Regions from separate parts of the Homo sapiens genome. Here region 2 is linked to region 1. A link is an interaction called in ENCODE POLR2A ChIA-PET data of the cell type or tissue named here. Cell type or tissue: GM12878. All regions are shown on one strand. Each heading gives the region's core, and the rest is flanking DNA. Links, peaks and the distances in the headings are about the cores only. Region 1 overlaps LOC105371573 (a long non-coding RNA gene). Region 2 overlaps SPECC1 (sperm antigen with calponin homology and coiled-coil domains 1).

What was found. ChIA-PET counts read pairs that join two places held together with the same protein. Peaks named below come from ENCODE experiments on the same cell type or tissue, not always from the same donor. Only the 100,000 strongest peaks of a DNase experiment are listed, where the experiment ranks them.
Region 2: POLR2A ChIA-PET joins it to region 1 with 5 read pairs; 2 of 35 experiments call an interaction of 5 or more read pairs at or near these places.

What each region holds. Positions count from the first base shown.
Region 1 is chr17:19,364,248-19,376,228 of GRCh38, reverse strand. It overlaps LOC105371573 (a long non-coding RNA gene), which reads right to left. Exons shown (of 3, transcript XR_934302.4): 3 at 4,497-6,762. It also overlaps a transcript of B9D1 not described here. Among named protein-coding and RNA genes, the nearest start is that of B9D1, 7.5 kb to the right of the region's middle. RefSeq lists an enhancer at 3,044-3,593 and a silencer at 4,676-4,735. In GM12878, for the core only: no CTCF peak of the experiment used is centred there; no DNase peak of the experiment used is centred there.
Region 2 is chr17:20,084,221-20,096,201 of GRCh38, reverse strand. All of the region lies in intron 1 of SPECC1 (sperm antigen with calponin homology and coiled-coil domains 1), which reads right to left. Among named protein-coding and RNA genes, the nearest start is that of SPECC1, 81 kb to the right of the region's middle. In GM12878, for the core only: no CTCF peak of the experiment used is centred there; no DNase peak of the experiment used is centred there; H3K27ac peaks cover 224 bases.

The DNA of each region.
Region 1 (11,981 bases), core at 1,437-9,436:
GGTCACTCCTCATTCCTCTTTCACCAGAGCCCTTGCAACCACTGAACTACTTTCTGTCTCTATGGACTTGCGTATTGTGGATGCTCTATACTAATGGAATCACACACTGTGTAGTCTTTTGTGTTTGGCTTATTTCACTTAGCATAAAGTTCATGTTGTCATATTAGCACTAATTTTTATGGCCAAATATATTGCATTGTTTAGATATACCATATTTTGTTTATCCATCAGTTTATGAACATTTGGGTTGTTTCAACTTTTTGGCTATTATGATAATGCTTCTGAGAACATTTGTTTACAAGTTTTTTTGTGGACATGTTTTCCTTTCTCTTGGGAGTGGGATTGCTGGGTCACATGGTAAACTATTAACTTCTTGAGAAAGTGCCAAGCTGTTTTCTCCAGCAGTTGCACCATTTTACAAATTCACCAGCAATATTTAAGAGTTCCGATTTCTCCACATCCTCACCAACACCTCTTTTCTTTTTCTGATACTGAGTCTCACTCTATCGCCCAGGCTGGAGTGCACTGGCACGATCTCGGCTCACTGCAACATCTGCACCCCAGGTTCAAGCAATTCTTCTCCCTCAGCTTCCCGAGTAGTTGGGATTACAGGTCCCCACCACCATGTCCAGCTAATTTTTATATTTTTATTAGAGATGGTCAGGCTGGTTTCGAACTCCTGACCTCAAGTGATCCACCTGCCTCAGCCTCCCAAAGTGCTGGGATTACAGGCATGAGCCACAGTACCCAGCCTTATTATTATTATTATTTTTTAATTATAGCCATCCTAGTGGGTGTGAAGTGATACGTCATTGTAGTTTTGATTTGCATTTCCCTAATGACTAAGGATGTTTTCACGGTTTATTGGCCATTTGTCTCCTTTGGGGAAATGTCTGTTCAATATCTATTCAAATCCTTTGACCTTTTTTTTTTTTCTTTTTGAGACAGGGTTTCACTCCAGCCCAGGCTAGAGTGCGGTGGTAGGATCTCAGCTCACTGCAGCCTCCGCCTCCCAAGCTCAAGTGATTCTCCTGCCTCAGCCTCTCAAGTAGCTAGGACTACAGGCACACATCATTGCACTCAGCTAATTTTTGTATTTTTAGCAGAGACAGGGTCTCACTGTGTTGGCCAGGCTAGTCTTGAACTCCTGAGCTCAAGTGATCGGCCTACGTCAGCCTCCCAAAGTGCTGGGATTACAGGCATGAGCCACCGCATCAGCCCTCTGTCCATTTTTAATTGGATTATTTGCCTTTTTATTGTTGAGCTGTCAGAGTTCTTTATATATTCTAAACAAAAGTCCCTTATCAGATGATTTACAGATACAGATATTACCTTATTAGATGATTTACAGATATTTACTTCCCATGATTTACAGATATTTACTTCCATTTCTCAGATCGTCTTTTCACTTTCTTGATAACATCCTCTGTTCCACAAAAGTTTTTAATTTTGATGAAGTCCAGTTATCTGTTTTGTCTTTTGTCACTTGTGCTATTGTCATATCTAAAAAAAAAGCACTCATTTTTACAGCTGCATGATATTCCTTTACGAATATAACCTATTTAACCAAGACCCCCTAGATAGACATTTAGATGAGTTCAGTTTTTTCACTATTGCAAACAATGCTGCAATAAATTTTCTTGAACACATCATTTTGCACACAGCAAGTGTATATGCAGGAAGAATACCAGAAGTGGGAGTGTCAAGTTAAAGAGTATTGTTCTTACAATTTTAGTAGCTAATGTCAAATTTCTATCCTTAGAGATTATACTGATTTAGACACCCACCAGTGGTATGAGAGAATGACTCACACGGTGCTTTTTAAAAGCTTGGAATTATTTGCCTGTCAAAAATGGGGAGATTTGCCATAAGAATCCTGATTTTTGCTTTCTTTTGGGAAATCAGATCAGCATTTCTACGTAGCCATCGAACTGTGACCCCGCCATTGAAAGAACATGTGCTCTCTAATTCACCACAGTCCCTGCCACTCCCTGACAGCCTCCCCAGCACAGGCCGAGGGTCAGATGCTACTTATCATTGTGCTTTCACAACTGTTTTCTACATCTTATTAAAAGCAGGAAAACAAAAGAGGCTGAGATGACATGTGTTTCAGGAAAAGAAAGACCAAGTATATCTTTTTGTGGGAACAAAGACAATCTCATGTGTTATATACAGATACTCCACTCACTTGGCTCACGTTTCCTGCATGGCCACAGTGGGCATTTGAGTTCAAGATTTCTGGTTTAGGTTACCAAAAGCCCCTGAACTAATGTAAATGTCTACCTAGGATTTTTGAGTAGACAAATGCCCTTCAGAGCTGCCTTCCTGAAAGGTATTTCTGGCAGACATCATGGAGGGTGTACTTGAAGGCAGAGCATGCCTTGATTAAAAGACAGACGTGGGATTGGGTGCGGTGACTCACGCCTGTAATCCCAGCACTCTAGGAGGCTGAGGCTGGGGGATCACCTGAGGTCAAGAGTTTGAGACCAGCCTGGCCAACATGATGAAACCCTGTCTCTACTAAAAATACAAAAATTAGGCTGGGCGCGGTGTCTCAATCCTGGCACTTTGGGAGTCCGCGGCAGGTGGATCACCTGAGGTCAGGGGTTTGAGACCAGCCTGACTAACATGGTGAAACCCTGTCTCTGCTAAAAATACAAAATACAAAAATTAGCTGGGCATGTTGGCAGGCGCCTATAATCCCAGCTGCTCGGGAGGCTGAGGCAGGAGAATTGCTTGAACTCGGGAGGTGGAGGTTGCAGTGAGCCAAGATGGTGCCATTGCACTCCAGCCTGGGTGACACAGTGAGACTCTGTCTCAAAAAAAAAAAAAGTAAAAAAAAGAGGTATATAAAGGGGTAAATGCAGGACATGTGATAGTGTCCATTTCTAGCAATGGAGATGTCACCAAAATGAGGAACCAAGAAGCAGAACAGGTTGGGGGGTGCTGATGTGCTTTGAGACTCTTTTAGTCATCTGTGATATGGTAATTATTATCTCTAATCCAAGCCTGGAGACCTTCCTGAGCCCCAGAACCTTACCCTCATTTCAGGGACATCCATCACGGCAGTGGGCATCCCTTTTTGTCAGTCCCAGCATGGGTTCCAGGGTAGCCTCCCATTGGACAGGCTCAGCGTGGGGGAGGGGAGGGGTATGCTGATTGGCCAGACCTGAATCACCTGTCCACCTCTGGAAGTGGCACAGGGAGTCCGGCTCAGCCAAACTCCTCAGACCACGTATGGATGAGGGCCATTTCCCCACAGGAAACCTGAGTTTTCAGGAAGGTGGATGGACGTGGGTCAGCAGAAATAATAGATGTGCCCAACTGTTCGCACCCCTCTGCCGCAAGAGTGGGTGTGGTTAAAAACTTTGAGGAGCGCAGGTGAATTGTCCGAGCAGGGTGCCGCTCTGCTGATGTTACTGCCTCCCTTCCAATCCCATGCTCTTAAGTTTTACGAAGGCACGCTTTGGTTTCAGAAACACCTGGGTTTGAATCCAGCTCCGTCACATGGAGGCCGGGGCATCCTTTCTTGTCTGTGCTGTGTGCTGGGGTCAGAGCCATGAGCACAAGTCCCAGCTTTCTCTGATGAGGGAAATCTGTGACAGGCACCGAGATGGGGGGCCGGCCCTGGGGAGCTAAGAATGGGCCCTTTGCCCAGCACAGGAAGTCGGGAAGGGGCCCTGGAAGTGACATGTAAGTCAGGACCTAATAGACGAGCATGCGGCAGCAGAGGGACAGTGGGGGCAAAGGACACAGAGCTGATGCGGGTGAGAGTGTGGCACATCTCAGGGCCACGAGAAGGCCAGAGGGAAGTGGCAGGAGGGAGGGGGTCACAGAGACATGGAGACGAGAAAGTTAGGCAGGGGTGAGACCATGCAGGGCCCCAAGGCCATGCAGGTAGCCAAGACTGACAGCCCTGACCTCGAGTTCCTCATCTGTGAAGTGGGGATGTTCAGATCCACCTGGTTGCATTGTTTTGTGGACTCGAGGAATTATATCTGCAGGGGCACCTGACACAAGGTCTGGCCCTTCACCCACACTGCAGCAGCCGCCCTTGTTAACGCTGTCCCCGCTCCGCCCAGTCCCTGCGGTGTTCCAGCAGCATCTTCAGTGTGTAAGCGTTTCTACCTTCATCTTTCTCTGAGGGGGACTCGGGTGATGCATCATTGTCCCTGGTTACAGGTGACAAAATGGGCTCAACTGTGGGAGGGGCCTCTGTTTGTAGGACTCCCTGCACCAGGTTTTCCTTCTTTACACACACACAGCTCTCTGATTAGTGCCAGCAGCCACAAGTAATCCGGTTCAGTCACCCAGTGTGTGGCTGGGGCATCCAGGAGGAAGCCCAAGTGGCCAAACCACAACCCACACCCATGTCTGTGGCAGCCTCTCCCACAGCCCACACTCTGAAGGGCAGGCAGTTGTCTTTCTGCAGGACCCCCACCCCTTCCCCTTCCCTGCCTTCCTTGGCAGGCCCTCCTGCTCCAGGGGCCATCTACCCGCTAGGACAGTCTTGGGAAGGATGGATTGTCCCTGTTTCATGAAGGGAGGCCAGTTTAACAGATGAATCTGCCAAGGACACTGTCTCTTCCCAACAGGGGTATTGCAGGCACCAATGGAACAGGTTGGGGAGGAGAGTTTGGGACCAAGAACACCCATGAACCCTTAGAAGCCACCATAGAGGTAAGGACTGAATTGTAATCCCATCAGCTGGTGACCTTAGGCAAGTCTCGGCCCTCTCTGAGCCTCAGTCTCACTTCTGCAAAATGGGAGTAGTGATCTGTTCCCCGGTCCTGCAGGAAGGAATCTCGCCAAGGCTGAAAGTGGGGTGTTGATCTAAATCATAACTGGTTCCAGGCGCCTATACACACACGTTGACACACAGACAACACTCTTAGGTACAGGTTTACATTCACAAAGATTTGCACAAACACACACAGAGATTTGCACAAGCACACACCCAGGGCACAGGTACACACAAGCTACTGGGACATACATGCTAGGTACACACACGGGACTTGCACACAAAAATCCACACACAGGACGCACAGCCACACACACACTCCTCCCTCCCTCCAGTGCTGCTGCCTGTTCGCTCTGCGTCAGCACACACAGTGGCCAGGGCCACCTGCCTTCTTCTCCCTGTATCAGGAAAATCGCAGGGGATGATTGCATCTAAAAGTGCCTTACATGCAGGGGCTCAGGGTGAGCAGGGTTCACCCAGAGAGGCGAAGGCACCAAAGCAGTGGAAAGCAGTGGGGCTTGATGGGCAGGCTGGGCTTTGTTGTGGTTGACCTGCCCATAGGACATGGAGGATCCAGGCCTTCAGAATTGACCCCTGCCTTGGCTCAGCTCAGTGTGGCATTTGCATGCGGCCCTCCCCGTGGGAAAGGGACTGCCCCTGAGGCCAGCCTATGAGCTGAGTGTGGTTTTGGTGGAGGAAAGGGCAGGAAGCCGCATCTGGGAAGTGGCTGCCCATGGCTTCCAGAGGCCTGGCTGGGTGGCTGACCTCACGGCCAGATGGCTCCAGACACCTCTCGGGGCCTCACCCCTGCTTCCACCATTCAGCACAGCCAGGCTGACCACAGACCTGGGTGGGGGAACCTGGTCACATCCTGTCACCACGCCTGGAGTTCCACCATTGGTGCTGCAGTCCTCTATGGTCCCAAGAGAGCCCAGCAGCTGAGCAAACACACTGAGGCTGACATCGCCCATCCCAGAACATTCCCCAAGGCCTGTGTTTGCCTCCCAGAAAGATCCCAAGTCTGTGAGGGACACACACAGCACATGTCATCGAGATGTCAACCACACAGCCACACGCCCCTTCTCCTGGCCCTCTGCTCTTCTCTGGAATGGTGGTATCTCCAGGCTCAGCCAGGGGCCATCTCCTCTGAGGGTTGTTCTCCCTGAGCTCCAGATCCAACACCCAGTTGTCCTACGACATCTCCCCCGTGTGCACCCTGAGAAGCCACTCTGCACAGTAGCCAGAGCAATCTTTCAAAAAACAACTCAAATCGTGTTCCTGCAACAGCTGCCCCATCTCATGGAATAAAATCCATCACCAAGGCTTGCAAGGCCCTGCCCATGAAGAATGAAAGGGCGATGGGAGGTGGCCGTCGGTGAAGTACCCAAGTTCTCTGAGTCCAGGGTGTGGTGACAACTCTAGCTTGTCTGGTTTCCTGTGAGATCATCATTTCACCCATCAGTGGTGTGCTCCCTGCCCAGTTTCCTCTCTCAATCTGCAGGAAAAGCCTGTAGGAAATGACGGAGGGGCGGGTGTGGTCCAGGGTGACTTGGGGTGTGGGCCATGTTTGGCGGGGCACTAGGTAGGAATCCTGCTCTGAACATCTCAGGAGGAGGGAATGGCCATGGGGTGGGCGGAATCACACAGCGAGTCTTCCAGAAGCAATCGTGAATCTCCATCTTCCACCTGCCACCTGGGTTGCTAGCTAAAATACAGGATACCCAGTGTTTTAAGTTGGAATTTCAGATAAACAACAAATAATTCTTTAGTTAGGTATGTCCCGAGTAGTGCATGCATCCTGTATTTTTCTTTGCTAAGTCTGGCAAACCTACCTGGATGACCACATCTGCCTGCTCCTCGGCCTCTCAGCTTTCCCCCCACACCCACACAGAGGGACCCTGTAAAAACCCAACTCACTTAACCTCCAGCCACTCAGGCGCTGGGTGATCTGGGCCTGGCGAGTTCTCTGACCTCATCTCCTACCCCCAGTGATGTGCTGGTAAAGTAGCACGTCCCGTTTTCTGAGAAAAAATAAAATATAAAATAGTAAAGCCCTGATTGTTGCATTGGCCAATTTCCTTAGTGTAAATATTCCTTCCGTGGCTGATCGCAAGCTACCAGCATGACACACCGAACGCGGCCCTGGGAAGAGGTGCACAGTTGTCTCAGTGCAGGCAGGCTCCAGACTGCCCCTCCCTCCATGCAGGGCCTTTGCACCGACTATGCTCTTTGCCTGGACGTACACACCCCCAGATCCGTGCATGACTCAACCCTTCACTTCTTTCTGGACTTTGCTCCAATGTCTTCTCCTGAGAGGAGAATTGCTTGTCTACCATAACCCTATACGCTTCCCTATCCCTCGCTAGCTCTTTGCCATGCTTCATGTTTTTTCTTCATAGCAGTTCTCAAGAACAAAAAAAGAATGTCATCCACTTCACTGTTTCTCAGAGGGGGAAAATGTAGCTCTTAGAAACAAGCATCCTAGAACCGTCAGAGGTGCTTATACTCAGTAACATCCAGTGTTAAGAAACAGAACTCATGGTTCTGGGTTTGTTTTTGTTTTGTAAGAGATGGGGTCTTGCTGTGGCGCCATCAGCTCACTGCATCCTCAAACCCTGGCTCAAGTGCTCCTCCCGCCTCAGCCTCCCAAGTAGCCAGGGTCACAGGCCCACACCACCATGCCTGGCTAATTTATTTATTGTATTTTTCTTAGAGACGGGGTCTCTATTTGCCCAGGCTGGTCTTGAACTTCTGGGCTCGAATGATCCTCCTGCCCCAGCCTCCCAAAGTGCTAGGATCATAGGCATGAGTCACTGTGCCCCGCCCCCAAATGAATGATTTTTAAAGACCTACGATTTTTTTCAGAATTTGGCCAGCAATTCAACTTGTCTGTCTGCAAGTAAACTGGACTCCAATCATGTCATCATCTTCACTGTGGAGACCATTGCTGACATTTACTGAGCCCTACTAGTAGGGATCTTATGTTCCTCATTTTCCCAGAAGCTGAGTCTCAGAGAGGTTAAGCAAACAGCCCAAGGTCACATAGCCAGTGAGGGGGAAGAGTTTGGATTGGAACTCAGCTCTGTCTGCTGACTAACTCCTAGAAGAAGCTACTCCAAGCACTTTCTCCCGTGAGCTTCAGGGGTAAAGGGGGCATGCCTAGCCCGAGTCACGGTTTAGAAAGGCCAGGGATTCCCGCAGCCCTTCAAATGACTTAACAGGAGAGTGAGATAGTCCAGGCAATGCCCTCTTCTCATTAATGAAGATTTTGAGGCCCAGAATACGGCAGTGACTGGCCTGGGCTCACACTGCAAGTTGAGGAAAGGCTGATAATGGAAACTGAGAGCCCTCTATCCCACCTCGGGCTCTGCCTCAGACCCAGACCGGTTTATTCTGTTATGCTGCAGGAGGCTGGATCCGAGTTGTCTCTCCCCATGTCAGACTCTAGGCCCTCCCTGTGGCTGGAACCCGAGGGCCCAGCCCTACCCACAAGGCCTCAGGGCCCCCCAGAGTGCTCCCCAAAGACCTCCACTCATGCATTCACTCAACAAGCATTTAGTAAATGATCCCAGTGCACCCACCCTCCACTGCATATGCCGGGACTTTGAGTCTGGCTGGGGAGACCAAGTCAGACCACTAGTGTGGAAGGGCTGTGACCAAGGGGCTGAGGAAGCCCAGGGAGAGCCCCTAGACCAAGTTGGGGATCAGAAAAAAGACATCCCAGAGGAAGGGGCATTTATCGGGCTCTTGAAGTTCAACAGGAAGCTTCCAGGCAGAAATGGCAGGAAGGACTTTCTAGAACAAAGGAACAACATTTGCAAAGACAAGGTGATATACAGAATGCCCCTGAATTATACACATAAAAAATGGCTGATTGGCCGGGTGCAGTGGCTCATGCCTGTAATCCCAGCACTTCGGGAGGCCAAGGCAGGTGGATCACTTGAGGTCAGGACTTTGAGCCCAGCCTGGCCAACATGGGGAAACCGTGTCTCTACCAAAAATACAAAAATTAGCTGGGCATGGTGGCAGGCACCAATAATCCCAGCTACTCGGGAGGCTGAGGCAGGAGAATCGCTTGAACCCAGGAGGCAGAGGTTGCAGTGAGCCGAGATGGCGCCACTGCACTCCAGCCTGGGCAACAAGAGCGAAACTCTGTCTCAAAAAAAAAAAAAAAAAAAAGATTGATTTTAGGTTATGTGAACTTCCTCTCAAAAAATAAACACACAACATTGTTGAGAACGTCATGTGCAGGTGCAGAGGCCAAAGCGGCTCCATCTCAGAGGCAAATCTGCCATGCTGGCTTCTGATTGACCCCAGTTCCAGAAAGGCCTCTAAGATTTCTACTTTATCTACCGTCACTGGCAATGCTGATCAATTGTCCTACACACCCCTTCTGAAGCATGTATGCCCTTTCCCTATGCTATACATGCCCTGGCTCTAGAGGTAACAGTGCAGAGACCTACATGTCTCGTGACCGCCCTAGACATGGCTTCTGTTTATGTGCCTCTATTAAATGCTTCTTTCTGAGAAACCAGATTTGTCTGCCTCTCTCTTTGGCCTCTCAGCCCCTGTAGCTTCTGGTTTGCATGGACCTGCCCACCTAGAACCGCAGGCATACAGTACTTCAAGCCTGAGGGGAAGGGTGAGGTGAGGCCCAAGGAATCGTCAGGGACAGGCCACAAAGGGTATTGACTTTGCACCATTTGTGAAATTCAGCCGAGTGCCTGCACCAGGCATTTCAAGCAACCGGTGTTCCAAGTGTGGCCCCTCCGCTGAAGAGCCAAGAGGCAAAGACAGAAGGAAAGACCTATAAGGCCTTTGAGAGAAATGATTTGGGGACTTGGAGTCACAGGGACCCTGATTTGAATCCCAACTCTGCTTCCAACTCACTGTGATCTTGGGAAGTCGGTTTGTCTCTGAGCCTCGACTTCCCCATCTGTAAAAGGGGGCTAGGAGCACTGGTCTGGGGGGTCACTGTGAGGAGCCCAGAATCACAGGGGCTCAGGACTTCGTGGGGGTGTAAAGAGAGGGCACATGGGATTATTATTGTTACTGTTGGTCTCAGCCAGCTGCCCTCTCTGCCTCTTACCTGAGACGGGGCAGAGCAGGACTCTAAGAAGTCCCCTGCCCCAGGACCCAGGACAAGCTCCTGGGAGGAGGATCTGGAGACCCCAGCGCCAAGTCTGTATGCAGGATGCCTGCCCCTAGTGTGCACCCCAGGGCTCCCCACCCCTTGAAGGTGCTGAGGGTGGACCCCGATGACCAGGGCAGAGCAGATGGAGGGCTGTCCTCAAGGAGGCCCAGCTTCCTTAGAGATGAGTGAGCTCCCTGTCTAAAGAGAAAAGCAAGCAGAGCCGGACACCCACTTATAATGAGCTTCTGGGTGGGAAGTGGGGAGCAGACTGTGGGGCCAAGGGGAGAGGCGTTCAAGGAAGACTTCACAAGAGTGGGCTCTGAAGGCTACATAGGAGTTCTCTGGGCGGATAGGTAGGAGATGATGAGCTAGGTAGAAGGAACAGCATGTGCAAACCAGGAGGCATGAAAAAGCAGGAGCACCCCAGGAATGACTTCAGCAACAAGAATAGCTGCAATGTATACACCTACTATGTGCCCATAAACTTTTTAATTAAAAAAAAAAAAAGAATAGCTACAAATGTATGGAACTTTGACATATATTATCACATTTAATCCTCACAACAACCCCCTGGGTGTGATGAGGAAACCGAGGCTCCGAGAGGTTAAAGGACTTTCCCTGAGTCACATAGGATTCCACTGCAGGCAGTCTGATTTTGAGCTGGAGGGGTGAGGGGTGGAAGCTGGGCTGCAGAGATCGCAGGGCTGGATGGAAAGAGATGCATGGTAGACCTGCAAGGCCCTGGGACCCGGAGCTGAGCTCTGAGGCTTCAGTCTCCTGAGGTGCAGGGTCCAGGCTGGCTGAGGCCTCCAGCAAGAAGGGCCCAGACAAATGGCTTGGCCAGGCCAGCATCTTCCTGGACACCTGGTGCCGCTGTGAGGGGGCCCTCATCTCCCAAGAGTGGGTGCTCACAGGCGCCAACTGCTTTGACAGGTGGGTGCACAGCCAGGAGGGGTGGTGGAGAGGGGCTCCAGGAGGGTGGCCCCCAGCCTCTCCAGCTCTCCACCTCCCCTTCACCTCCTCTCTCCACAGTTGGCCTTGGTCCCACTTCAGTGTGACCTTGGGTCCAGATCGACTGCAGATGGACTCTTGTGAGATCAGGTTACCATGGGGGAGCTGCTCTTGTCCTCAGCAGGGCCCGAGGGCTCTGGGTTTGGTAGCCTGGTCCTGGCACAACTGGCAAGGGGCAAGGCCTCCGTCGCTCACCAGCGCTGTGCAGGCCGTCCCCCTGGCCACTCAATCCCACTGTTCCCTCTTCCTGAGACAGCTCTGCTGGGGCCAGGGGTTTGAACCCGATTTCAGTAAGGATGGGAGCAGAAGCCTGGGATGGTTGAGAGACTGGGGGAGGCAGATGGCCAGGGTGGAGCTTGGGACCCTGCAGGGGCTCTGGCCAGCTGCCCGGCAGCACCATGGCCATAGGCATGCAGGGAAGAGGGCTGGCGCTGACACCTGCTCTGCTCAAGCCAGCTTCCAGCCTCACCCCTGCCCAATGGCTGACAGCCCCGCCTGCCCAATGTGCTGGAAGCTTCCCTGAGGGGACTGCGTGGGAGTGTACCAGAGGACAGAGCTGTACTAAGAGTGAGGTGGGAGCGAGGAATGTCTAGGAGCCCAGGAAGGCATCTGGGGGTGGAGAGACTTGGCACAGGCACAGGCAGGGAAGCTCAGCAATATATGTTAACAACCAGCATGGCTGGACTGGTGCAGATCGGCTGGATGTCAGCTGGGCTGAGGGTCTGCCCCACCCCATTGCAGATCCCTACATCCCACCCCAAGAGCTGCAGAGTGTCCTGCTGAGATCGCTGTGTGTCAGCATCTGCAGAAACTACCTTCTCCTCCAACCTGACTGTCCTGACCTGAAGGACAGCCTGCCCAAGGACTTCTAGTACACCAGGCTCTCCACTGGGCCCTTGAACTGGTGGTAAGGATTCCAGCAGGCCCTATGCAAGCCCCTATGCAAGCCCCTGAGACCCCTCTCCTAAAGTCGCTTCTAATGCCACTAGACTTGTTAAAGTTAGGCCTGGTCACCCTCCCATCCTATCCTGGAGTCTTCCATTCCCCAACACCCAGGGGTCGGGCTTATTTGTACCCCTGAAGGCCACCCTAGAA
Region 2 (11,981 bases), core at 255-8,254, 720 kb before region 1:
CTTGAAAGAATTCACAGAAGCACAAAATGACTTTTTTCTTCTTTTGGATAAAAATGGGTATCATAAAAAATTAATGAAGCATATTTTAATTGGTCAGACCCAACACTGTTGGGCAGAGTGACTGCCCTAACTACAATATTTTATGAAAGGAAAATTGTTCAAACCAGCAAGATACAGCTGAAGACATCAGGGGAAAATCCACACAGAGATGTGGAAGGCAGCCCGAGACTGGCCAGCAGGGACCGGCACTGTGATTCCTGAGCAAGGAGCGGCCTGGTCCATCCCTCACCCTCTCAGAGCCTCTGTTTCTTCTGTCAATAACATAACAGGACTGGATTAAATGCCCTCTCGGTTCTCTTCCAGCCCCAACCCTGACTCCGCCTGTCCCCATGGACTCAGGGTGTGACACAGGGCACCAAACCCATGATGTTCTGTCCTTTCAAAGAACATCAGAAATGCACTTTACAAAACACCCACAAGTGACAACCAATTCTAACTGCCACTCTCACAGTGCACAGGGTGGGGGCAGGGTGGGTCTCACTAACTGCCCCCGGGGGATGGCGGCCAGTGCTAGCGTCCCTGGCTGCCTCTCCCCTCACAGCCCGTTAGCCAGCCACGAGAAGAACCACAGGCAGCATCCTGCTCAGTCTGCGACCTTGTTTCTCCTGACAATGTCTCTCTAGTTCCCGACCATCTAGTTCCCGACCCTATTGAAACAGTGACCAGCTGGTGGCGTGTGTCCAGGCATGCATCTGACTGAGCTCACGCTGCAGAGCTGATGGCAGCGGCTCTGTGAATGCTGCTACCAGTGGAAACACTCCTTTAAAGGCGGCGTAATTTGTTTTCCACAGTGTTTCCAAGGAAAACTATTAATGATTCAGTTACATAATTAGTTCAGAACCTTATGAGTCTCAGCTTTGTTCCAAGTATGATGATTTTTTTAAAATTCTGGATTACAGAAAGCAAGTTAATTATCATGTATTTTACAGATGTTCAGCACCGATTATTTTTCTTCTTCAACCCACGATTTTTATTGCTTGTTTCCACAGCAACAATGAAAGAATGCATAGGTTGAGACCTATACAGTAACTAATTTCATGAGGACCTCCTCCCAATATAAAATGAATGAACAGAGCCGGAGTGACTCTTGAAGAGAATTACTGATGAATTTCACCAATTACTGCAGAATCAACCAGCAACCTGTCAGTCTGACTGACTCATGGAGATGACTTAATAAAGTATCTGTTTAATCAAGACACCCTTTTATGTTATGATTAGAATTACTTAGAAATGACTATTACAGTCCAGGCACAGTGGCTCATGCCTGTAATTCCAATATTTTGGGAGGCCAAAGTGGGAGGATCACTTGAGTCTAGGAGTTTGAGACCAGCCTGGGCAACATAGCAAGACTCTGTCTCTACAAAAAATACAAAAATTAGCCAGGCATGGTGGTGCACACCTGTAGTCCCAGCTACTTGGGACAGTGACAGAGTGAAAACCTCTCTCTAAATAAAAAAAAAAAATAAAGGACTGGATATTACAGGGCTTACTTTATGAAAACATAGGATGATTTTGCAATCTGTCTACATTTTCCAAAATCTGCCCAGGTTACCCCTGAAATGAAATGCCTTTTATTTATTGCCCACCACCACACCACCACAAAAGAGAAAAATATAGAGATGAAAAACAGCAGGAAGAGGGTGGATGTTTTCCCTGTCAACCTTTTCCCCAACATTTCAGGAGTCTAAGTCCTTGGTTAAAGAAAAGAAGGAAAAGCCACCTCAGTCAAAATTAAAAGATCTAAACTTCTCTCTTAATCTCTGGCAACAAATGCGTCGATCCTGTGGATGGTGCCCCTGACGAACACGCAGCCTCCTTTCCAGGGTTGGCAGGTGGCCCGCTCTGAGGCAGCACTGTCCAGGCCCATGTTTGTTGCATCAGGGTCCCTTTCTCTTGGACCCTCTGAATTCAACCCAACTACTCCCACATGACTGCACCCAGAAAATGCTCCTCATCCATCCCCCTCCTGCTGCCCACACTCCCTTTCCTGAGCATCTTCGGCTTCATTCCCATCATTGTTTTCCTGGGCAAGGCCTTCCATTTTGTACCCACCCATCAGCCATACACTGCTCCTCAAATCCCATCTTCTTCTCAAATTTAAAATATACAATATAGGCTGGGAGTGGCTCACACCTGTAATCCCAGCACTTTAGGAGGCCAAGGTGGATGGACTGCCTGTGCTCAGGAGTTCGAGACCAGCCTGGGCAACATGGTGAGACCCTGTCTCACTAAAAATACAAAAAATTAGGGGGACGTGGTGACACACACCTGTAGCCCCAGCTACTTGGGGAGATGAGGCATGAAAATCACTTGAACCCGGGAGGCAGAGGTTGTAGTGAACCAAGATTGAGCTACTGCACTCCAGCCTGGGTGACAGAGGGAGACTCCATCTCCAAAAAAAAAAAAAACAAAAAACAAAAACAAAAACAAAAACAAAAAACCCACAATATGGTGCCCTCCGTCCACTTGCAGGAAGGACTCCTACTAGAAGGGGAGCAGGTGCACCCCTAGGCCCACTCCAAGTTTCTTCAGGTTTCCTCCCAATCCACTTCCCACCACTTCTACATCCCTCCCGTCATCTCAGCCCCTCAGCCTGGCTCTCTGAAGCCAGTTCATTTACATAAATGCTGTCATGAGCTGAGAGCAGCTATCCTATTTCATTCTGAGCCTGGCAAAGCACTGCTAAATGCTCTATGTAAATAGCTCAGTAACCCTACGAGGTAAGGGTCACCTCCTGCTATGATCTGAATGTTCTCCCAGAATGTACATGTTGGAACCTAACCCCCATTGTGGTATTAGGAGGTAGGGCATCTGGGAGGCAGAGCCCTCATCAATGTAATTAGTGCCTGAGGGAGCTTGTTTGCCCCTTCCACCAAGTGAGGGCACTGCAAGAGGACTCCATCTATGAACCAGACAGCAGGCCCTTGCCAGATACCAAATCTAGTGGCACCTTGATCTTAGACTATGCAGCCTCCAGAACTGTGAGCAATAAATTTCTGTTGCTTATAAGTCACCCAGTTTATGGTATTTCTCTTACAGCAGCCTGAACAGACTAAGACATATCCATTTCACAGGTGGGGAAACTTCATTTCCCCAAGGGAGGTTAAGCAACTTGCCCAAATCTCAGAGTTTATCTTGGAGCCAAGATTCAGATCCAGTTTAAATTGGTTCCAAAACCTACACACCTAAACACCAGGGACGGATGGCCTCTCTGAATAATCTTTGCTCCCTGGAGAGCACCAAGGCTATAGATCAAATGCACCTGGTCCAAATTCAGCTCCACTGTTGACATTGTGAACTCAGCCATGCTTTCTGAACATGATTCTCTACATCTTCACCCAATAAGATGGAGTTATCAGTGCCAACTTCATAAAACTGTAAAGATGAAAGGAGAACAAGTCCATCAGGTGCCAGGCACACAGAAGGCTGTTGACAACTATGAGCCGCCCTCTCGACAAAAACTGTTGATGGTGTTCAACGGAGCGCTGCTCTGCCTTCTGACTCAGCAGCACACAGTGATGGGTCAATTAAATGTGTGTTCAGGGCAGGAGGCAGACAGACATATCAGATCCAAGGAACACACTCTTCTACACAGAGAAGACTATTTTCACTTGGAAATGTGAAAGAGAGAAAGAAGCGAGGGAAACACACCTGCAGGGAAGACACTTCACAGCAATTAAAATTGCCCAGGGCTTAACAAATCCTGGCTGCTGAAAGATAAACACAGGTGGGAATGCTAGCTGAGTAATCGTTTTCTTATGGATATGAATTAGCCATACAAAATAAACAGGCTCCAGCCAAGTACAAGACAGTGAAAAGAAGGTTTCTATTATTAATCTCATGATTTCCTAAAATCCTCATGAACACCACAAAGGATCACATCGATCAAGGAATTACAGTTAAATCTAGGACCCCACACCCATGGTGGGGTGGGGGATGTCGTTCCAGGGGTGTTTTCTTTAAATTTGTCAAACATTTTATTTTCTTACCAAGTTTCTCTCCTCTCCAGAATAGTGTAGGACTTAAACTGCAACTCTTAAATTTCACAGTGTAAAGTAGAAGAGAAAGGAGGGAGGGAGAAAAGGAGGAGAGAGGGAACCCCTATTTAAGGAATACAATTAGGCGCTGGGCAACAGTTAAAGTCAGAGTCCACACGTCTCCTGCTCCCTGAAAACACGCTGTTCCGCCACTAAATTGCTGCCTTCGGAGCCTGCGTTGGAGAGGTTATCTCGGGCCTCAGCTTCATTATCCTTTTAAGGCAAGAAATAGAAAGGCAACTGGGAAACCATTCTGGACAATCAGAAAATAATGACGAGTCTCCAGGAGTGGGAGAGGGCACTCAGGGCTCGGCTACAAGCACAATAAGCACTGGGAAGCGGAAGAGGCCAAACCATTCAAGTCTGAGAACCAACAAAATAAGAATGTGCACATAGCTCAATTGCCAGGGGACTCAGCAGGAAATAGAACGTAAGTGAACCACATGTTGAAAATACTGAGCTGGAGCTTTTTGGAACATGGGTCGAATTTGCTCCTGACCTCTTCTACAGTAGTAGTTCTAAGCCCAATGGGCACGTGGCAATGTGCAGAGGCATTTACGGTGTCACAACTTGGGGTGCTACTGGACAGAGCCCAGAGATGCTGCTAGACATCGGTAACCCAAAGGGGAGCCCTACAACAAGGAAGCATCTGGCCTACAATGTCAGCAGTGCCACGGTGGAGAGACTTCCAGAGGAAGAATGAGAGCCCTGGGACACTGGCTCCTAGACCAGCCGGCACATGACATATCTGCTTAGCCTCACCACCTAACATGGAAACATTAACACTGAAAATCTGGTTGGGGCGCAGCTGACGGAATCCCAGACTTCAGCAAATGGCCACAGGAAATGCTTCAAAGCTGATTATTTCCCACAGTCTTGAGATGAAAAATCATCCCAATAGCCTCAGATTCTTTCCCAGTAAATAAGGAAAAGAACAGATTTCCATACAGCATCAGAAGAAAAATTCCAAAGTAAAATTCATTGATCCCATCAGCAGAAGTCACTGGAAAAAAAGAAGTGATAAAAACAAAAACTAAATGGAAAAGAACATTTGTACATCGCTAACCACACCACCTCAAACCTGAAAACAAACTTTGATAGTGGAGTAAGAAACTATGGACTCCTGCCAGAAGGTGAAGACCCATAAAGAATAGGGTGTAATCTGGAGACCCATAAGGAATAGGGTATAATATGGAGACCCATAAGGAATAGGGTGTAATCTGGAATAAGAAACAGAGGCCGAGGCAAGTCCCAAATATGAAATGCAGACCCAAGAGAGAGGCTATAATCTGGCAGCTATATTGAGACCAAGAGCTCACAATCACTGGTCTGTGACGTCCTTCTGTCTCCAAAGCTGCCTCAAGCAACCAGCATCCCAAAGAGCTAAATGACCACTAATAAGTAGTTATTCCCTTACCTGTAACATGGCTTCCATCAAAGGATTAAAGTGAATGAGCCAAGGCAGTAGGAAAAGGAGATGGAAATAAAATAAGAGCCCTTTTTTTTTTTTTTTGGAATAGTGTAAAATGGTCTAGTGCAAAGTAAACAGAATAAAAACTACAGTATAGGAGGGAACCAGAGACTTTCATATCTATCTAGGCTGCAGCATCTTGAGCCATATTTATCAAGTCCTGGCTCCGGGCCTTTGCACATGCAACTGCCTCTGCCTGGGACGCCAGCTGGGGAACTGAGGTGAGCTGAGAAAGGAAGTGTTTACAAAGGTGTGGGCAGGGCTTGTAATGAAAGGGAGAAGCAAAACGGAAAGTGCAGCACCCCAGAGCTAGGAAACACCTCATACGCATCCTCTCCCTCCCTCCAACCTGACAGCCAGTGCTGCCCACAGGCTCAGGGAAGGCATGGGACACAGGTACAGTGTCTACGGTCGCCTGCGCTGGTGCAGAGCTGGAGGAAGAAGACAGAGATGTGGTGTGGCAAACAGGAGGCCCAGGAAACCTGCCCAGCTCCCATGGCCCGGCTAACTTCAACACCACCTTCCAAAGTGTGCTCAAGTCTCTCCGCTCCAGAAAATCTTCTCCTAGTCTGAGACGGTCTCATACGTATGCCTCTCCTTGTTGGTAAGCCCTTCCCAGGGGCAGCCTCCTGGCATCTGCCTGTGTACAGCCAGCCTCAGCCTGGGGCACAGAACAAACCCTGAATAACCAGCTTCAGCCCGGACTTCCCTATTTCTGTCATCGGCACAGCCTTTCTCTTGCTCTTCCAGACTCAAAACCTCAGTCATCTTGGACTCCTCTCTAGGGCGCCCATTTCTCAAATTCACGGCTGTCCAGGCCAGCAGATCAGATGCCTGCAACATTTCCTGTAGGAGCCCTGCCTTTTTCTCCAGCACAGATTGGCATTAAGGCCCTCCTGGGCTCATCCGTTCCACATATTCAAGACAGATTTCTGAAAATTCAGCTGGGGTCAGTCATTTTCTGCTCAAAATCCTGCATTTTATCTTATTTACTCATTTATTTTTTTAGAGATGGGGTCTTACTCCATTGCCCAAGCTGGAGTGCTGTGGCATAATCACAATTCACTACAGCCTCGACCCCCTGGGCTTAAGGGATCCTCCTGCCTCAGCCTCCCAAGTAGCTGGGACAACAGATGTGTCACCACGCCTGGCTAATTTTTTTTTTTTTATATAGAGGCGAAATCTCACCTTGTTGCCTAGGCTGGTCTCAAACTCATGGGCTCAAGTGATCCTCCCGCGTCAAGCCTCCCAAAATGCTGGGATTACTGGCATGAGCCACTGCACTCAGCCCATTTTACTGTATTTTTAAGCTAACATTTAGCAACACCAACTAAGAGACTGGCACCATGTTCATCATTTTCCTTCGTCTTCTTTCATGTTTCTGACTACCCTGTGAGGTAGCTGCTGTCATCCCCATTTTATAGTTCAGCAACAAGGGAATGTCGAGGAGTTTGCTAACTCCCCCAACGGGACCCTCAGCAATGCCACTTCAGGCTGTGTGCCTAACCCTGGCCTACTGCTCCCCTTACACACCGTCTGAGTCCATTTGGGTTCCTACAACAAAAAACTGTAGACTGGGTAATTTATAAACAAGGCAAACTCATTGCTTACAGTTTTGGAGGCTGGGAAGTCCAAGGCAAGGCACCAGCAGATTCAGTGTCTGGTGAGGGCTCACTCTGCCGCACAGAAGGTGCCTTCTTGCTGCGCCTCACATGGCAGAAGGGGCAAGGGAGCTCCTCAAGCCTGTTTTGCACAAGCACAATCCCATTCATGAGGGTGAAGCCCTCATGGCCGACTTCCCAAAGGCCCCACCTCTTAATCCTATCACATGGGGTTTTAGGTTCCAACAGATAAATTTTGGGGGGTACATCAACATTCAGACAATAGCATCCACCAAATTAAATGACGGCTTGCCTGAGCTCGGCTGAGCCACGCTGACCCCTTACCCTGCAGCGTAGCCAAACAGGACTCTTCTCTGCACTTCCAATGAAACTTGCGGTTCTCATCTTGGGGTATTCACCAATCTGAGGGCCTCCCTGTATGAATGTTTTATCCCCTCCTTTTAGGCTTATGCCAATCAAGACTTTCTTGCAAAAACCTTTCTGATGAGATACTCCCAGCTCTAAACCTCCAGAAAATCGTCTCTCTTCTGGAACTCCTAGGTCTGTGACCACTGCCCACCCCTTGGGCCAGCCCTGCCTCTCACCCGGGTGCTGCAGCCTCCCCTCACTGGCTCTTGGCTTCTGCTCTTGCCCCTTCTTGCCTACCACTTAATGCCCATTCAGCAGCCACAGGAGTCTTTTCAAAACACAAATCATGAACTGTCCACTTAAAAATGGTTAAGATGGTAAATTTCATGTTATGTGACTTTTTTTCACTAAAATTAAAGTTTCAAAATTAAGACACGTACACAAAAATCAGATCACATCACTCCCTACACAGAACCCCCCAGTGGCTTCTCACTGCATTGGGAGTGAAAGCCCAAGGTCTTTGTCCCAGCCCCAAGCTCCTAGGCTTCCTGGCCCTGCCCACCTCCTCGCCTAGCTCTGATCACTCTCCCCTGCTCACTGTGCTTCATGTGGGCCGCTCCCAGCTCCCTGAGCATGTGCAGCTAGTTCCCAAGGAAGAGCTCTGACCCTGCTGTTCCCTCTGTCCAGAATGTCCCCCCAGCTCCTCACACAGTGGGCTCCTTTCTCCTAGGTCAGTCTCTGCTCCAAGGTGCTTCCTCTAGGAGGCGTCTTTCTTATACTCTCTAGAGTAGCTCTCCCACCCCACCAAACAGCCCCTGGTTTATTTCTTCAGAGCCTTTATCACCAAATGAAGACTCTCACTGCCATCGATTATCTGCCATTGATTTTCTGTCATGGGTTATCTGCCTTCCTGTGCTACTAGGGAAGGTCCGTGATAGCAGGGCCTTTACCTCCCTTGTTCACCATTGTGTTCCTGGCACATAATAAGTGTTCAACAAATATTAGTTAATGAATACTTAGATTCTGGCTTTCACTGAAAACATGCATATGGGTGCCTCCCTGGCCCTGCCCCACCAGCCAGGGAGCTTCTACAAAGGTACACAGTCCCAGCAGGCAGGAGCCACTCACTAAATAGGTGCTGAATTAACGGGCAAGCACAAAAGAGAACTGGAAGGCAATGACAATCCTTCTCCCATAATACTTATAAATATCTCTAAATGGTTGAAAAAAAATAATAAAGTCCCCAGACTGCTTTCAGGATGAGAGCCCCATGGATGTGAATATAGAGCCTTCCAGCACTACTACCTTGAAAACATTCATGCTGATGTGTAAGCATCAGTGTTATAAAACTTAATATTCTTAACTCACAGTCATGCTTGAGAAATAATTCCTAAATTTATTCCTGAGGGATGGCTTTTAAAACTTTTGGTTTACACCCTAGTTTCACAGAAATAGTAAACAATACTTTACATTTCTATGGTTTCAGATTTAACCAGGCATCTTCACAGAAACATAATAAATGAATTTATGTTAATAAATGCTTTGTAAAGTATGAACTGATGGTAACCATAGACTTAGGAACTTGATAATTTAAAGTATCAAGTCTGAGTACCTTATCTTTTATCCAACCTTTTCTGCTTCTTTGTTCCTAACTTAGGGGCCCCTAAGCCAAGCGGGGATATGGGCACAGCCCTGTGATGTCAGGAGAACAGCTTCCCAGGCAACAGGCAGGCCAGTTCTGTTGCATTCTATTCTATTTCCTCTGGAAACAATGCAAGAACTGCAGGGCATGCTGCCCCACCCACCCAGCAAAACCTCTGTGTGCTCTACCAACATGCTTCCGTGCATTTGAACGATGAGGACCTGGGAGGAAGGGGACAAACCCTCTTCCCCCGCACTGCTGAGCACAGACGCAAAAAAGGGACCCTCCATAACGAGAGCCCCCACCCATGGATGGAGAGGTCTGGCCCCTCACCACGTCCACTGCCCCTCCCTCTGCTCACTATACTTCAGCCACTCTGGTCCAGAGGAAGATAAAATCAAGGAGGAGCCAGCCCAGCTCTGCAAACTCAGGAGAGGCAGGCTACACATGCCACATGCCCCTGGTGACACATACTGGCTGTATGGGACCCAACAAGAGAAGCCAGAGGGTGATCTCATAAGTCCCCTAGTGGCTTAATTCAATGCACAGAAGCCTTAAGTCATGAGCAGCAGGGTCTCAACTGGACCCAACCACACTGAGTGCTGTGGCCTCGGCATGTGAAGAGGCTGGCTGAGGAGGGTCCCTGGCAGTCTGTCTGTCTGTCTGTGGAAGTGAAGGGTCTCCTGGGATAACACTTGGCCTAGGGGGAGAGACAGGAGGTGGGAACAGGGCCATCAAGGCAACATGGAAAGAGCTACTTCCCCAGGAAAATTCTGAGGCCTCCACCATACTCATCATGGCTTCTGGGGCGTGCTGAAGACTTGGCACTATGGCACCTCACAGCCACAGGGCAACAAGGCAGCAGTGGTGCCCAGGGTGGCGGAGGCAGCAGTGGGACTGCAGGCAGCAGAGGCCTTCAGTGTCATGGACATGATGGCAGCAGCCATCCCAGAAAGTGCCTGGCCAGGTAGAGAAGGGAGAGAGAGATGGCACATTAGCTAGGCCTATTCATTTGCTTCACTCCTTGGGGACATCAGGAAGAAAAGAGGGGAACACAGAACTTTGCTGGAGCTTCTCTAGTTGCAGAGGATGCAGGAACAAAACCTGGATCATCGCCGCATGGCCCTAACTCACATCTGCATCCCGCCGTGGGTACCCAGAGTCGTGGTGGATATCCCCTCCACTGAACAGGGAATATCCATCCACTCGCACATGCAGCGGGAGTCCGCCATTGCTCAGAGCACCGTGAGTTCTGGATTTCCTTATTGTTGCCAGATTAAGTTAAATCACTGAATGTGGCTGATTTCTTTTTTGTTCTCGCATTCCTGAGATTTTCTTTTCTAACCCACAGGCTTTAGCAATATTCCTGCAGTGCCAGCTGGCTAATGAAAGCAACTGCTGTGCTTTGCAGGGTTAATTTATTCAGTGCCTGGAATATGCCCTATCCTTCGTCAGCATCAATCGCTTCTAGCATTGTGTTTTAAATATACACAGGAACCACAAATACGACGGATAATTTTGCAGGCTGCTCCTGGGATTACCTTGTCATTACACGTTCCTTGCACAGGAGTAAGTCTACAAGGAACAGCAAGTACAGCAACTGCTGTGCGATCTGTTTCCAGCGTGAGGGACAGAAACGGTTATGTAACAGCACTTCCGCTGCCCCCTATGGATGTGCCCTTTATGACACAGACACATCTGACTTTCAAAATAAAGAGGGACAGTTACCCCCGACCCTCAAAGAGCACAGCCTGAGCCATGCCATGAAGCCACCTCCACCTCCTCTTTGTTGGAGGATAAGGCACACCAAGTGCTCAGGCCCCTGCTCCCTTCTGCCCACTCCTGCCAGCTGTCTTGCACTTTGACCCCAGGCACAGCAAATGACCAGCAGCTGCAGGGATGCTGAGTTCTATCATCCAGCCTCCAGGCCTGCCCAAGGCCACTCTAAGCCCAGAACAGGCTTCCCAGCCTGAACTCCTGCTTTTCACTTACCCTCTACTGTCTGGTAAACCTCAGTTCACAGCCCCTTGTCTGGGCACAGACCTGCTTCCACACCACAGTGTGTCCACAGCACCCTGGACCCAGGCTTATCAGCAGGCCTTACACCAGACAAAGACTGTTTCCCTGTGTGACTCCCACCCCCACCTCCCTTGCCCAGATGGTCCCTGAGTGAAGGGCTCTGTCTCATTCCTCTGTGGTTCCACACCTGTGGGCCCAGTGTCTGGTCCACATTAAAGACAGCCCATTGACCTAAAGGTGAAACCTGAAACTAGAAAACCTCTAGAAGAAAACAGGAGAAAACTGTTGTGACCTCGAGTAAGGCAAAGATTTCTTAGTTACAACACCAAAAATATGAGCAATAAAATAACTAAGATAAAAAAACAAAAAAACCCACCTGATTAATGGGATACTGTCAAAATTTAAAACTTATGGTCTTCAAAAGACATTGTCAACAAAATGAAAAGACAAGCCATCAACTGGAAGGGAAATATCTGCAAAACACAAAACTGATAAAGGACTTGAATCTTGAATTCTTGAATAATAACCATTTTTGTTATTATTTGTTACTTTTATTTTTTATTTATTGAGACGGAGTCTTCCCCTTGTCGCCCAGGCTGGAGTGCAATGGCAACGGCACAGTCTCGGCTCACTGCAACCTCTGCCTCCCAGGTTCAAGCAATTCTCCTGCCTCAGCCTCCCGAGTAGCTGGAATTACAAGTGCCCTCCACTGTGCCCGACTAATTTTTATATTTTTAGTAGAGACAGGGTTTCACCATGTTGGTCAGGTTGGTCTCAAACTC